Regions from separate parts of the Homo sapiens genome. Here all the other regions are linked to region 2. The links are chromatin loops, found by intact Hi-C in ENCODE. Cell type or tissue: dorsolateral prefrontal cortex. All regions are shown on one strand. Each heading gives the region's core, and the rest is flanking DNA. Links, peaks and the distances in the headings are about the cores only.

The links. Hi-C counts contacts between places; a loop is a spot of excess contacts. Peaks named below come from ENCODE experiments on the same cell type or tissue, not always from the same donor. Only the 100,000 strongest peaks of a DNase experiment are listed, where the experiment ranks them.
Region 1: a loop joins it to region 2, with 8 times the contacts of the local background. A loop is called at or near these places in 58 of 110 quality-filtered maps.
Region 3: a loop joins it to region 2, with 4 times the contacts of the local background. A loop is called at or near these places in 31 of 110 quality-filtered maps.

What each region holds. Positions count from the first base shown.
Region 1 is chr11:131,061,561-131,067,092 of GRCh38, reverse strand. No RefSeq gene overlaps it. Among named protein-coding and RNA genes, the nearest start is that of SNX19, 150 kb to the right of the region's middle. In dorsolateral prefrontal cortex, for the core only: CTCF peaks have their summits at 2,326 and 2,528 (motif pointing left); DNase peaks (open chromatin) are centred at 2,254 and 2,532; H3K4me3 peaks cover 335 bases.
Region 2 is chr11:131,501,317-131,506,848 of GRCh38, reverse strand. All of the region lies in intron 1 of NTM (neurotrimin), which reads right to left. Among named protein-coding and RNA genes, the nearest start is that of NTM-AS2, 37 kb to the left of the region's middle. In dorsolateral prefrontal cortex, for the core only: a CTCF peak has its summit at 2,450; DNase peaks (open chromatin) are centred at 2,138 and 2,488; H3K4me3 peaks cover 587 bases; H3K27ac peaks cover 4,072 bases.
Region 3 is chr11:131,243,974-131,249,505 of GRCh38, reverse strand. No RefSeq gene overlaps it. Among named protein-coding and RNA genes, the nearest start is that of NTM, 120 kb to the left of the region's middle. RefSeq lists an enhancer at 2,813-3,458. In dorsolateral prefrontal cortex, for the core only: CTCF peaks have their summits at 2,523 and 2,727 (motif pointing left); a DNase peak (open chromatin) is centred at 2,715; H3K4me3 peaks cover 807 bases.

The DNA of each region.
Region 1 (5,532 bases), core at 223-5,222, 440 kb after region 2:
ATATCTTAGTACTATCGTAGGTTAGCACCTTCAGAGGTTCAGTTGTCTACACCAGACGCTGAGATGGAGTGGGGCATAACATAATATACAATCAGGGACCAATGCTGCCAGAAACAAGGGCAGAGAAATCATTGTGAAGAGGGAGAAGCTCAACTGTGAAGTTGACCTGAATAAGCCTCAGCCAGCCAGCTGGGGCTCTGGAGTAACCACTGCCCATCAGCGTTGTCGCCTGTCAAGCTGAGGAGGCTGGACCTCTGAACCTCCACCCAGCTCGGTCACCAGATGTGAGCTGCAGTTGAGACAAACCCTGAAGGGGCTGACTGCTGAGGGGACACCCCTCAGCTGGGCAGCCAGTTCCATGGCCTTGAGCACTTCCCCATATCTGCCACACTCGCAAAGTACTGCACCCACATTCCAGTCTCAACGTCAACAGCTTCCGAGCTCAAAGGGACCTTCCGGGGCATCTCTGTTTCCTCTGCCCCTCCTTGTCCCAGGAGGGTGACTAGTTAAGGTCTGTCTGGAATCCAGGGCTCCTGATCACAAGTCTCTCATTAGCAGTCCTTTGCGTTCTCTGGTGTCTCTTTCTCAAATATTCTTCTCACCTTCAGGCATGAATTTGTAGTGTATGACATCTGTATACTTTATGAATATTTCACTTTGTAGGTAACCTCCCTCAGGCTTCAAGCAAAATGCCATGTGCCCTGCAGGTCTTCATTTAGATAATAATTAACTAAAAGGGAGAGAAGTGAGGACCTGCTGTGAGCCCCAGAAATAGTTCTCTTCTCTCTGTTTCTCTCTCCCTCCCTCCCCCTCTCTCTCTTTCTCTCTCTCTCTCACACACACACACATAATTAAACATGCAAACACCAGTCAGTCCAGCTGGCCATTGATGAGCACCACCCCGCTGCAGTGCTAATGCTAGTAGTGGCTTCTGTTCATTCACTAAGTGTTTCTGGAGCTACTAGCAGGTGCTGTTCTAGGTACTCTGTGCAGATACCTGTGGGTCACATGGCACAGTGCGGGCCTCGTGGAGTTTGTGGTCTCTAGGGGAAGGCAAGCAAGCAGAGGCAATTGCAAGGACTTGTGACAACAGTCCTGGCAGAAACATGCTCTGGGACTGCAGCGACACAAAGGAGGAGATAACATGGACCTGTGGGGATAGGGCTCGGCTCAAGCTGAGGGGTGAAGTAAACAGGGCCCATTCAGGCAAGGAGGGAGAGAAAGTCCCTTCCGGGGCTGCAGCCACATGGCAACGTGACCTGAGGGAGCTGCAGCGACCAGGTGGGGTGGGCGCAGCCTCCAGAGATGAGGGTCCTGCCAGGGACAGCATGCTCTCAGGAAAGGTCTGCTAAGGCTTGTGAGGGGTCTTTGACGGCTTTAAACAGGTGAAGAACTTGAGCCTATGGTGTACTGGGTAGATGAGCTTGGCCATGGTGTGGATGGAATATGAGTTTCAGGACTGGACAGAGGAAGATAAGTGGAGCCCCTTGCCACGCTATAGGCAGGAATGGGAGGGTTTGGTTTAAACAGCAGCGCTGGAAACAGAAAGCATGACAGGAAGAGAGCTGGGAGGGAGTGAAATCCATCAAACATGAAGGTAAAGATGGAGGGAGAGAGAGAGGGAGGACTTGAGGATCTGCGGTTTCTACTCTGGACAAGATGAGGTACAGCAGGAGAACAAGTTTGGGGCTAAGACTTGGGGTCCAGTTTTGCACACACTGAGTTGGAACTGCCTGTGTACAATTAGGTGAAGATGTCCAGTAAGCAATGGTATATATGGGTTTGAAGCTTGGGTATAATGTCTGTGTTGGAAATACAGACTTGGGAGCAGCAGATATGTTGATGCGGCCGTTTATGTAATAGCTACTTCCTTCTAAATGCTGTGACCACACCTGTCCTGGTACATTTTGTTGCTGGAGGGAGAGGTAGCAAGCAGCAGGTCAGCATGCTGAGAGTTAGGTACAGAAGCTGCCTAGATTTTGAAACTAGAAGGAAAAGTCCAGAAAATGCAAAGGAAGGTAAAACCTACCATTCAGAACAGCTTCCAAATCAAATCCCTCCCTCGGCCCTTCAATAAAGAGGAAATAGAGAACAAAGAATGGCAAACAGAGAGTTTTTAAATAAATCATAATTAGTAACACACATATGGGCTCCGTGTGGGTGAGCAGTTAGACAGCTAATTATACTGAAGCAGCAAGCTCATGAAGCCAGAGAGTCTCACCCCAAATGTGGGGCTTCCAGCTACTGCCGAGATGCCTGGAGGGACCAGCGCTGCCAGTGGAGCTCATCCAGACCTGCGATAGTTGATCAAGGTGGAGAGAGAGAGAGAGAGAGAATAACGTGAATCCACATACTGAAAATTTTTAAGCACCTGCAAGAGCAATTGGGCTTCTGGGCTAACTGTAGGAGAAATGGATTCTCTTAATCAAGTACCACCCTTTAAAATTGCTGCCCTCCAGCTAATGGCTTCACCAGCTACCCCAGGACCCTTGGGGCTGGATTTGTGCATAACACGGGCTCCATCTAGCGATCGACGCTGGAAGCACTTGTGGTGTCTCGCCCTGTGGCTCTTGGGGGTTCTGTCCCAGTGATACAAGACTGGAATGTTCCGGCATGGGAAAGCCTGTGTGTGGTTAGAGGACTGATTCTTCCTCTAACAGTGTGCTGAACTACAGGTAGAAAACGAATATTCATTAACAGAAGAATTGTAGAAATAGGCCAGGCATAGGAAACCGTTGTGAATTTTCTTGTTTCTCTTCTGCAATTTATTTTGCACGGTGCTTTTTGTCTTCCACAGCCTCGGGCTCTGTTCAGGATTAGCAGCTTCAATTGTGGTTTTTCTATCCTTTTTAGTCCCTTTCTCTCACATACATGAAGAACAAAGGCTTCTTCAAAACTGCCAATATCAACTTGGAAACATCAGTGATCAAGAAACCCTGGAAGAGGCAAGAGAGTGGCAGTGAGGCCCAAGTTCCCTCCAGAAGCCTTGCTTGCCCCTGCAGTCTTTCGCTGTTGCACCTTCTTTGTTTTCTTCCTCTGCAGTTCACTTTATACACACACACACACACACACACACACCGCTCCTAACCAAGGACACGCTGGGAAATAAGTGTAGACAAGGGCCAAGAAAAAAAGATTACAGGGCTAATGTGGTCAATGCTTGGGTGGGAGGAAGAAATTGAGGGCATACCTTTTTATTGTTTGTGAAGAAAGGAATTCGGGCCGAGTGCTGAGGACAAAGGGCCACGGTAAGAGGAAATAGAGAGCAAAGAGCATTTCTCTGCAGAGAAAGCAGCAATTTGGAGTGTTGTGAGGTCTTGAGAAGAAGGGGACTGTTGGCAGGTCTCGGGGCTGGCAGCTATCCAGCAAAGCCTTGAGGCAACCTCATCCCATAGATGATCACTCTAAAGCACAGAACAAGTTGGTTGTGAATCCTGCTGATGGTAGACCCCCCACTGCAACATCCACTATGAAATCAGAGGAGGGAATGAAACAGGAAAAGAAGAGCTGAGAGGAATCTCTTTCCCTCCCAGGCACATTGGATGGCAAAAGCTCACAGATACAAGGTATCCCTGTCGTGCCTGCCTCTGACACAGACCACATCCCTTGAGAAGAGAACTCAAAATTCAAACATTCTATTTCTTTTGCACATACACGCAGAAACAAGGTTGTTGCCAACACTTCCAAATGGAAAATGGTAGTCTGAATACAAAGGGAAAGCAGACTGTTTCCCTCTACGAAATCATCTCTATGAAATCAGAAATAAAACTGCAATAGAAGCACGAAAAGCTTGAGCAAAAACCTTCCCTGGGCATAAAAATGAGTTGAACTGAGCAAAATCATAAATGCAAACCTTCCACACCACTTTTGTTTGCCATAGGGGATAATGCACCAGCATAGAATTTAATGCCAAATTAAATGTCCCATCCACCTCTTCCAGCAACATCGCTGTAAAAGGAGAAAACAAATCAAGGTTGCAGCTACTCTTGCTGAAGGATATTGGCTGATGGAACATAAATAAGTATATAGTAACCATTTAATCTGGGCATGGGAGGCCTTGGGCCCAGAAGGGTCAGAGAGAATAAAGGGGTAATTATCACAAGGAGCGTACCTTAGAGGTAAGGGAGTCCATCAAATTTATTTTGTTCTGGCAACTCAAATGGCATTTTCCCTTTCTAGGCAGAGCTTTAGAACTTCCCAGACATTGCCCAATATAACTGGAACACTATTGATTATCATCAGAACACCTGGAGAGGAGGACGGGAGTAGGGAGGGGCATTTCTATAGCAGGGACTTAGTATCAAATAACATATGCTGTCTCCTGCTTGCTTCCTCAAGTTTCACCACAATAGTAAGGAGAAATGTGAATAGGAAAAATCATCCCGGGTTTGAATTCAGATCTGAATTCAAGCCTGGCTCCCGCCTTTCCCAGCCCCACAGGTCGAGGCAAGTCACTTGTGACACCCCGACCTCAGCATTTTTATACGTGCAGGGTCAGACTAGGACAAGATGTTTTCGAAAATTTCTTTCCGCTCTGTTTTTTGATGTAGAAACACTTGCAGAAGGTAAGGGAAGGAATGACTCTAAATGGAAGGGCACTGAAGACCAACGCTCGCAACGTCAGGAGAAATCAGTATTCACTTTCACTTATTTGCAGTTCCATGTGAAGAACTATCATCTTTATCTTTAGTTAAAAAAAAAAAAACCGCCATTTACCTCTAGTGAAAATGCAGACGGTTGCCTCATTTTGTAACCGCATTCCTAGAAATCTCATACTAAAATGCATTTTATGAACCAAGTAGAATTTTCCCTGTAGGAAGATTGCTAATTCGGAATTGAGTTCCATATCAAGAATGTGGCATCAAATAAATTATAGACATCACTAACAATTTAAGGGGAGAAATATAACTATAAACTTCTATAATCATTTAAAATAGTAAAGGTGTGTTCCAACTCACATAAAATGGGCATGAGTATATTGTACATGTTGATTATACCGAGAGACCCCAATGTGCTATCAAGTGTACATAGAATGCATAAAATTCTAACATTAGTGTACCATAAACAGCCTAAAACCAGCCTACTAGCTATAATAAATTTAATTAAACATTAAATGAACAGTAATTTGGTTTTCCTTCTTAGACTTCAGAAGGGCTTCTTGAGGCTAATTTGACTACCTTGGATCTCCAATAAACAACAACAAAAATCAGCTGAAGTGAATGTGTTTCTTCTCCTTTTGATAATTTCTGGTAACAATCTGGGGGATTTGGGCTACTTCAAAAACTGGAACCATCTTAAAGTAAGAGAGTAGATGCCAATACACATTTAGTAATATAATGTGTTTTGGAAGATCATGATGATAACATTTTCCCCCAAATAAACATTTTTTAAGCAAAAGCTTATCTCTGCGTCACCCTTTCTTGTCTTCTCCCTTGGTTTAAAAGTTGGACTTTGTATTGGACCAAATAAAGGCCAACCAATAAGAGAACAGTAAGTGCTAATTAAATCACTCCCTGTGACACACTGTTGACA
Region 2 (5,532 bases), core at 235-5,234:
ATTAAAAGGACAGAGGTACCTGCTTTTGGTAGATATCCTTAGGTCTTGTGTCCATGAGCCCTCAGAGACAGAGGCCTTGGAAAACCAAACTGCAAAAGGAGAGGAAGTGAAGAGCACTTTTCCCAGGGGCCTACTGCCTCCTTCCCATCAAACTCCTGTGGCTTCTCTGAGGCCCTAGGGCTGTGCCCTGCCCCATTCCCATGATTTACCATCTCTCCCTGGCAAAGATAGTAACTCATCCTGAGAACTAGAACCTGGACACCCCTCAGAGGGCCCCCCAGGCTGCCAGCACTGGAAGCAGCCACCTCTCCCTGTGGCCGCCTCCTCCTCAGAGTGAGTTGACAGGATTTATAGGGCTGTCCCAGCGACACGCCATCTCAGTAACTGCAGAATGGCAGTTGTAAAAAATCCCATTTGCCAGGGTATTAGAATCCCATTAGTGCTCCCGATGGAGAAATAACCCCGACCCTTCAGAAGGAATTAAAGATATTCGGGCACCAGCATTTGGAGTGTTATAGGCCCTTCCCCAGTTTGGATGATCACACCAACAGACATAAAGCCTCAGGCACCAGATGTCCTTGGTCCATAAACCCCCTGAGAAAAGCCCTCCGAATGAGGTACGGAAAGGGCCTGGAGTTCCACAAATAGGCTCGGGAATAATCACAAGGAGTAATTGACACAGGCCTCCCTGATTTGTCTATGCTTGAGAATGAGTCATTTTAAGGAAAGCCAGGTTTAATTCAACCATTCCCTTACAACCTCTTACATCCTCTTCTCTCTCCCCCTCATCCTAACTCCATTCCCGGAGTGATAACTGACATCAGACAGAAACACCAACAGGCTTCTTATGGGTATGATTGTCAAAACAGAATCACCAACGAGACAAAAGGGCAATAACAGAGGCACACTGTTACATCTGGGCAAATCATCCCACTTTGTAAATCTAAGAAATAGAGGCCCAGAGAGGTGAAGTAACTTGCGCGGGATCACACAGCTAGTTAAACAGAAGCCTGCATTCTCATGTTCCTGCTGCTGCACTTCCTTCTGGGGAAGGAGAAGATAGTTCTCAACTGGGTTGGGTCTTCTGCACCCTGGGCATTTCGGATCATGGGCTCCGAACCTGCTGAGTGGCCACCGTGTCCTTTCCGTGGGTGTGAGCATGTGCGTGAGTGTGAACACTGATTAACACACTCTGCCATGGTGGTGAAGGACTGATATCTGGGAAGCCAGTTTTAGAACCTAGATTTGCCAGCTGCCTGCTGTGTGATCCAGGACAAATTATGCACCCAGTTTAGGTCTCAGTGTCCTCACCTGTGAAAAGGGGGTAAATAATCGCAGGATGTCACTTTCAACATCTTGGGAATCTTGTTAAAATGCCAATTCTGATGGAAAACGCTTGGTGATGGAGACTGAGATTCAGCATTTGTAACTATTCCCAGGTAATGCTGAGGCTGCTGTTTGGGGAACCATACTTTGATGATCAAAGTCATTAAGTCTTACAAAAATTAAACACAATGAAATATATAAAGTCCTTAACACACTGAGAATAATTATTCAATAAATGATCGTTGTTAGCATTACTTGTTTGATAGTTACCATAGACCACAGATTAAAGAGCATTTTTAAATCCCTACTTTGTGCTGTGAGCTGAGCTTCACAGAGACATCATCAAATCCTCAAACCACTCCTGTGGGACAGGTAATATTACCCCTATTTCTTAGATGAGGAGAATGACTCAGAGATTCGTGACTTCCCAATGGTCAAGTAGAAGGTAGGTTTCATGACTCTGAGACCACACCTCTTTCCCCTGCAGTATACCCCACTGTGGTATAGAGCAGCACCCTCAACTCATGTCAACAGCCTCTGCCTGTTGTCCAGCCAGGTCAGATAGTGCGGAGGAGAGGGTGTGTTGATTCTGAAAAGAATCAACATATTGTGGATTCTGAGACATGACCGCCAATTGCCAAAAGAGGAGAGAAAGCTTCCTCCAGGCTGGAGCGGGGTGCAGGCAGGCATATGTGCATGCAGGAGGAGTGGAGGGGGTGGACGGCTGATGGATGCACAGTGCGGGAAATTTACAGATCAATCAATAGACAGAGATCCAGGGAGTCTGGCAGCTGACAGACATGTGAGGGCACGCTGACACCCAGATGGCCATGGAGCACGCAGGCCAGGAAGAGTTTGGAAAGGCCAGCAGTGCAGGTCGAGGTAGACAAGCCTAGAGACAAACAGAGCAGCAGCACACACAATTTTGGTAACACCATCTGTGGGTGAGAGAACCCCAGCGCTGTGTGAAATGGACTCCAAATTCTATTTGGAGCTGGAAACGGGTGGTATGGTGTGCTCAGTTATTTTAAATCCCTTCCAATTCTCTGCCAAGAAATTCGATCCGGGAAAGCCATTCCTGCCAAGCCCCAAGGGGTTTACCAGGGCTGAGCTGGGTAGCTGCGGTCCTATCTGATTTATGGCAGGTGGGGGCAGCCGAGAGCCACCAAATTTGAGGGTATCCCCATGCCAACAGAGGAGAGGTGTTTATGTTTTCTCCAGAATGTGAGCCCAAGGGGTCTGCATTTGCAAGTCAGAGTGGGAACAGGCAACCCAAACAGGCTGAATTCAGGCATGCGCTGTGCGAGACAGAGATAGGAAGGGTGAGGACAGAGGTGGCTGGTGGGGCTCAAAGGGGACTGGCAGGGGGATGTGGAGGGACAAGCCACAGTGTCCAGAAGCAGGGGCCTGGAGGAAGCTGGTGGGGCCAGGGAGCCCTGGATGAGCAGTCCTCAGAAGTGTGGGTCAGAGACAGCTGGATCAGCACCTTTTCTGGAATCCAATTCTTATAAGGCCATGTCTTTGGACTTCATGCTCTGACCCGCCTGGCCTTAAAGCACTAATGACCCTAACAAAGGTAGTCAGTGTAGGGGTTGGTGATGGCATCTGAGTTAATTCCTACCCCAGTTAACTTCACCTCTAATAGAGAAGCCAAATGGATTAAAGAAACACGCACAACCCTGCCACTTAGCTTAAGTTTAAATGTATAACCTCAGTGGGGCGTGGTGGCTCGCACCTGTAGTCCTAACACTTTAGGAGGCCAAGGAAGGAGGATCACTTGAGCCCAGGCTGAGCAACACAGTGAGACTCTCTCTACAAAAAAAAGAGAAACAATTAGCCAGGCATAGTGGAGTGTGCCTGTGGTCCCAGCTATTTGGGAGGCTGAGGTGGGAAAATTGCTTGAGTCTGGGAGGTTAAGGCTACAGTGAGCCATGACTGTGCCACTGCACTCCAGCCTGAGCAACAGAGTAAGACCTTGTCTCAAAAAAAAAAAAATTGTAACCTCAAATATGAAGTGGACTTGACACGACCCAATGATCCCAGTCCGTTTTCCTGGTGCACCTGCTCTCCTTTCCTCCACCTTCTGCTGTCTCTGACCCTCCTCGGTGAGGACCTCACTTCTTACATTACTGCAGAGCCAGAAACAATCAGATGGAAACTGCAACACTCAACCTTATCCTCCCCAGATCTACCCTGCATGTTCCTGCTCTAACCTCTCCTCTTATTTCTGCTGAGTGAAGCTGGTCTACCTGCAGACAGCCCCTTACCTGTGCACAGGATTGCATAGTCCTCCACACCTTCCCCCAGGCACAGGACATCAGCTCTCATTCCTTTGTACCCTCATCATCAACGGCTCCCCTTACTGGAGAGTTCCTGTGGGCATGCACACTCTGCACACAAATGTCTTTATTTCCTCTCATCTGGAGATAAAGAGGCAACAGCCAAGGCCTCCCTGACCCTGACTGCAGTCCCTCTCCTCTCTGACCCATAAACCTCCCTGAGAAAGTTGTCTGTTTCCTCTGTCTGTACTTCCTCATCTTCCCTTGTCTCCTGAACAGAATCCAGTGAGGATTTGATCTCCATCAGCCAGAGGGAATCACATCTCGCCATGGATATGATGACTTCTGCCCTGCCAAAGCCAAGGTTGATCTCAGGTCTCTCGTCCTCCACCCTGCACTCAGGCAACAAAAGCATTCGATCAGATGCTGTGTTACACAGCTCTGATGTGCCGGGCTGGTCCTGGGTGCCAAGGATACATCTATCTGTCAATAAACAAGGGAGGCAAAAGTCCTTGCCTTTTGGAGGCTACGTTTTAGTTACAGACGATGACTTCAACAACAAGCAAATGCCTGACATGTGTGAGCAGGCAATGAGCGATATGCATCCACGTCAGCCTGGGGTGTGGGTCAGGATGCCAGAGACGCCGGGGAATGCAGCAGCATGGGCCCCGACTCCTCACTCTCTTGCACCCCTCGTCAACTTGCCTCTGTGATAGCACTTTCCCCCGCTCCCAGCTCCTGCCTCCCCTCAGCCTCATTTTCTGGTCTCTTCTCCCTTTTTTCCCAGATCTCCAGGTCTTGGTCAGTTTTGGCTGCTCTAACCAAATGCCATAACCTGTGTGTCTTCAACAACAGAAACTGATTTCTCCTAGTTCTGAAGGCTAGAGGTCCATGATTAAGGTGCCAACAGATTCCATGTCCAGTGAGATCCCACGTCCTGGTTCAAGCAGCAAGGACTCTCTCTCTCTCGAGGCTCCTTCATAAGGGCAGCAATCATGATGCCTTCATGAGGCCTCTCTGCCATGACCTAATCACCTCCTAAAGACCACACCTCCAAACTCCATCCTCTGGGGGGTGAGGATTTCAACATGGGAATGTTGAGGGGACACAGACATTGGGACCTCAGCAGCACGCCCTGTCTCCACACTCTCTCTGTGAGCACTCATCTAGTTGGGCACTTTAATACCATCTACAGGCTGATGTTTCCAGCCTCACCATTCCCTTGAACTCCAAACTCATAGACCCAGTCACCTCTGTGACATCTCTGTTGGAAGTCTAACAGATGTCTCAAACTTAACACTTTCATACCAGAACTGTTGATTCCAGGCTCATCCATTGATCACATGTGCACACACACACACACACTCACACACACATACATACCTTCTCTTCCTCTGGTATTCTCCATCTTAATAAATGGTGTCACCATCCAACCAGTTGCTCAGGCCAAAACCCTTGCAATCGCCAGTGATTTTGCTTTCTCTAACTCCCTCCATATCCAACTCTGCAACAAATGCTGTTGTAACTGGACCTTTACAGCACACTCAAGATCTACCCAATTTTGCATTGCTTTCACTGCAACAGCCCCCTTTGCCATCGTTTCTTACTTGGACTAGCAGAAATATTGTCATTGGTCTCTCTAAAAAGCAGCCAGCCTGACCTTTTGAACATATAAATCAGATCACAGCTTCCCTCTCCTGAAGACCCTCCAGTAGCTCCCAGTATGCTCAGAATAGAGCCTGAGGTCTCTAAGCATCATCTCCTGCATGTTCCTCCTCACACCCAGGCTCCAGCCCAGGAGCAATTCTCAAACATGTCCTCAACCCCTTCTCCTGGCTGGAACATTCTCCCCTGGCTCTTTACACAGACAGCTCCTTTTCATCTGCCCCAAACTCACCTCCTCAGAGGGGCCTTCATTGGCCACCCT
Region 3 (5,532 bases), core at 223-5,222, 260 kb after region 2:
TTTTATCTTGAACTTCCCTGACCCTCCAAGTCCCATTATGGTAACTGAGCAGAAGGCTACCCAGTCTCCTTTTTTGGAATATCTACTTTAAGATTTCATTTGTGAAGACTGAAAAGAGTGAGCTGCAGATTTCATTTTGCTGTTATTTTAGTAGTGAATCCTAAATATAAAAGGATTATTCTGAAACAAGTTTACATGAATTTTGTAAAGAAAAAAATACAACAGATCTATTGTCAAGAAAGATATAATTAAGTGATGCAAATGCAATTGACGAATTTGAAATTAATTAATTTGACCTGGCTTACAATAATACAAAGAGTTACAATGCCCCAAAAAATTCCGTTATGTTTTCTTCATAGTCACATGTAACTTTAAATGCTCTTCACAGAATGACAAGATAGAAAAATTGAAGTTATAGCAGAGATGCCAAGATGCAGTAGGTAGAAAATTCCAAAGTAAGTGGTCAGACAGTGTAGATTACACAAGGAAATTAATAAAAACTCTGTACAGTGCTACACTTTTCCTGCTTTCAGGACATAAAGGGTCAAGGGAGGATATGATGGGTTTTCCTTTACCAATAGCTATCACTGTGCTTTCAGACTCAGCCCCTGGGGGTAGTGGGTGGAGGAGCTTCCTTCTTTTCCCAAGAGAGGTTGTAAGGCTGAGTTTCTAGTGGTCAGTGTCAGGGCAAGTGGCCAGAACCTGACTCACAGGGAAAGGTGGAATAGGAAGGTGGCCCCAATTAGCCTGCACTCCCAGTTAATCTGAGTGAGCAATGCTTCCTACACTCAGGCATGGCCATGCCAGAGCAAGAGAGCTGGGCCTGACCTCCTTTGAGTCTTGCCCAAGAAGGCTCCCGCCAGAGTGTGAGAGAAATACAATGGCAAGGAGGATCCGTGGGACCTCATATTGTTGTTTTGCCATGAACATGCACCTTTCCTCAGCTGCCAGGGCCTGATTGCTCTACGGGGAAGGGAAGGACGCCCCTATTCCTGTGACCATCCTTCCTCCTAGGTTCCTCTGCCCAGCCCCATCAGAGGCTGTCTTCAAGTTCCAAGGGGGTTGGGAGGAAGGTTACTGTCACACTGGTGCAGGGTTGATTTAATGTTAAATTCAGTTCAGAATGGTGATGAAAATCCTAGACTGCATATTCTAATTTCCAAACTCAGATTGCATTTGTAACTTAAATAGAAGATCTGTTGCTTAAGAACTAATCTGGTATTGAACCAGCCAGCCACAGTACTGTCACAGAGATTGCCTACTGCCTGTGTTCATTCTGACTGGCCAGTGTGTATACCTGCTTAACAGTGAGCAAAAATGTCATGAGCCTGTCAGGATTTTCTTCACATACAGGTAGAGATTACAATACTATAAGGAAAAACCTTTTAAAATATTGAATAAAATGTGAGATTTCAAGCTTTTTAGACCAACTTAATGTACTTCAAACTTGTTTGCATGCTCTTTTGTATTTTTTTATCTGCTCTTTAATCTATGCTATCGGTGTCACCATTTGGATTTCAAGAAAATAATCCAATCAAGCATATGCTGAAATTGGGTAGGAATGAAAGACCACTAAGAGACAGGAGTAATTCAGGAGTTAATAATCATTTAAAACAGTTTTTCAAATTATCAATTATGATCCATTAATTAGCTATGAAATAAATCTAGTGAGCTATGGTTGAGTGTTTTTGTAAGTGAAATTGAATAGATGAAATAAAATAGGAAAAGACAGATTAGAATATAAAATGTCAGAGTACATCCTCCATCTTAAGATTAAATGTTATTCAGTGATTCTTTTGTTTGTTATGTGAGTATGTGAGTGTATAGTTCTGTGTGTGTTCTGAGCTGAAGCTATAAAATCTATTTCATACAGGGCTTCAGTCAAAAAAATGTTGAAAGCCTCTGAATTCCAGCATATACAAAATCCATAAAAAAAAGTCAGGAATCAAAAGCACAAAGGCAGCATGAGAAATAGCATAGAACAAGGAAAAGGGAATAATACACGTAGGGATCAGACAAGTTCCTGGTTTCTGCAGCCAGCCCATTTTCATTCTATTTTTCTAGAGTAGAAGGTAGTGCACTCACCCAGAGCTCCTTAAAAGGCATCTTACTCATTTCACCTTTGTCAACAGAAGGAAGAAGGAAAGGAGAAAGAAAGCGAAGGATAAAGACAAAAGAGAAGGAAGAAAGAAAAAAATTAAAAAGCAAGCATGTTAGTGAAGACAGGTGGGGAAACTGTCACCCCCATCCCCCTTTTAAAACAATCTCCACCTACTCAGGATCTGGAGGACGTGTGCCTATAAATGACCACTTTCAAATGAAGGAAGTTCCAAGTTACAATTAATGAACAGTACAAACCACTTTGCAGTGTTGTCACACATGACATATAAAAGGTTGTGATACTAACAAAGTGATCGCACTATGTGGAATGCCCTGGTAATTAACCTTATACGCTGTTTTATTGAACACTCCTCTTGTGCTGATCGAGGAAAACTGACATGTGTCGATAGAGTTTGCAGGAATATTTCACTACACGTGGCATCTTCCCAGGGTTTATATTGACTGGAGAAGACACTATCATGCAGGATGAGCTACACTCGGGGCCGCCACTTTGTGCCGACTTTAGGTGGCACCTTCCCAGTGTACGCGACGGGAACGGCACTCCCTGGAGTCCTGAAACGCAGTGGCCCTGACTACGCACAGCTGGGGCTCCAGGGCTTCTGCTACAGTGCCCCCTGACGGCCAGAACCCCATCTGCATCTGGGCATTGAGTGTTAGGTATTGATTTTTGCCACTACAGGTGGTCCCAGCTTAATCTTCGTGTGCTCCCACCATGGCCTTCTCCTGGGCTGCTGAGGTCTCTTGACTTCCAGGTAGCGAGTATGGCCTCATTTTTATAGTATCCCTAAGTCATCTGGTGGGGCTGATTCCAAGAAAATCTTTTTTTTTTTTTTTTTCAGTACGCTGCCAACAAAAGCCTCATCCTATCTCCTCCCTCAAGTGTACTTTTTCAAGGGCTGGGGAAGCCTGCAGAGCATCTGCAGTCAAACCCTTTCTAGCGCACCCAGCTGTCATTGACCTTCCTCTCAGCACTTAGGTTTTTGCACCACCTAATTGAGCTCTCATTAACTGCTATCTGTGCTGCTCACTGTAGTCTCGTGTATTCCTGTTAGTCTTGGCTCCTTAGAGTGTGAATTCCACAGTCTTTGGTATCCTTTACAGCAGCCAGCCCCCTGCAGTGCCTGAAAGTACTAGCCACACTTAGAGGTCAGTTGCAAGAAATTAGTTCTTTGAGCATCCTCCTCTTTATGTGTGAAAAGTGCTTTGAGGACCAATGGAACCCTTTTGGAGAACTTATGAATGCTTTGATCATGGTTTCTGAAAACATGAAACAGACAAAATAAAAATAAAAACAAAATATATATGTGCTTTGCACACATCGGTTTTCTTAACACTCACCATAACCCTATTTGATAGGTATTTTTTCACCACAGTTTAACTGAAAAAGAAATGGAAAACCAAAGAGGTTAATTTCTCCAAAGTTGTAAATCTAGCAAATAGCAGAGCCTGGACCCCAAGTCTGTATTCTTCAAGAAAATAGTCTCTCGTGTAGGTTATCCCTGTCTTAAACTTTAAATAACTCAGATAGATTAAAAAATGCTTCACCTCTGCCAAGGAGTCATTCCAGTCCTCAGGAAGCCTGAGGGCATTCCTTCTAGGGAACTATTAGCTAGTTATCCAGGAGCTAAAGGGCTTCGGGCTGTGTCCCATGGCCTCACAGTGGGCACTGGTCTTTCATAAGAAAATCACCTACAACTATCAAGATGCCAGAGAGGCAATGGAAAAAGACATGATTCAAGTGAGTCACAAAATCTGGAGGAAAATAACAAAGAAATCCAGATTCAAAAGATTTAAACAAACAAATGAAGATACAATAGTAAGGCGAAGTAATTGAAGAAATACACAAAGCAGGTCAGAATATACGGACAGCTTTCTACAGACCTGATATTCTTTTAGAATATCAGCACTTAGGTTCATTGCTATGGGCTCATTGCTACAGGAAACAGAACTCAAGGATTACATGGCCAGAAGGTTAAGTACTGCCAAACCCAAGTGAAGCTACAATAATGATTTTAAAATTGTATTGAGCACATATTATGCTCAGCACTGCATTCAACTTTTAATTTATGTATATTGCCTAAACTAATGAAAACCTGGTGAGGTTGATTGCATCAACAAATGGTCATTGGTCTTCTAGCCAATAGGAGTAGAGCAGTGAACAAAAGAGACAGCACTCTCTTTCCTGTTGGAGTTTACATCCTCATAGGAATGCATTATTAGAAGTAGGATTATTCCTATATGACAGATAAGTAACCCAAGGCTTACAAGGGTTAAGCAACTTGTCCGAATCACACAGCTACTTGATTGCAGAAGCCTCAGATTTAAATCCAAATCTGTCTGACTCCAAAGCCCAGATCGAGGCCCACCCTCCAATGCCTGCAGCTGCATTTGGAGTACATTGCCAGTTTAGCCACCTATAAGATCCCATTGTTAATTATCTTACTTACTGGAGCATTATACACACAGTCTTTATTGTCCATTCTGGCCCTTGATCATATTGTCATTTACTATTTTCTAAAAGTTTCATGGATGTAAGACTCGCTTGCCCACCTAAATTGAAAATTCCTAGAAGGTTGGACAAGATAATATATTTTGTAGTATTTCCCAGAGGACCTAGAATCTTACAGGGCTGGGCAGATGCATTTCACACAGGTTTTAAGCACCTGTTAATCTGCCAGGGCATAGTATTCAGCACCATGGAGAATTTTTTTAAAAATCAAATAAAATATTGTCCTTGCCATCCACAGTCTTATAACTTAGTGGACATGTCATTAAAAACTGACTGATGGAATTGTAGTTTCAACAAATCCTGTTTTTGAGAATTCATGAAGGACTGGATAAGGTTTCCAAACACAAGAAACAAATAAATGCAATGTATGTTTTAAAAAGGCAGGAAGGCGACTTGGAAAGTTAGAGATTGATAACAAAACCTGATTTTCCTATGAGAAAGACTCTCAGGGCAAATCAAAAGAGAATCAATTGGGAGACAGACAAACCGCAGAGTGCTGGGAAATACCAGTGTGGCTTTGAAAGAAGCACATTGTGTCTGACCCACCCAGGTTACTCCTGTCTCAAAGAGGAAGATGATTCTTGTAGAAGTGATGACACAATAAACATATTAGAGCTCAAGAACAGGAAGGTTGTTGATTCTGCCTATGTGACATCCTCATAAATAAGCTAACCAAATATAGCCTAGGAGACTGCCCTAGAAGGTGGGTGCACTCAGATGATTGTGATAACCAGCCAGCTGTCGGCCCAAGAAGACAAGAAAGAGGCACTGGGGAGGAATGTGTCCTGAGTCCTGAAGCATGTACAACTTCCATTGATGACGTTGGTGACAGGAGCAAGGAAGGGCTTATTAAGTCATGGGTGGCACTGGAAGTGGCATGCAGGCAGCTTCCTGTTGAACTG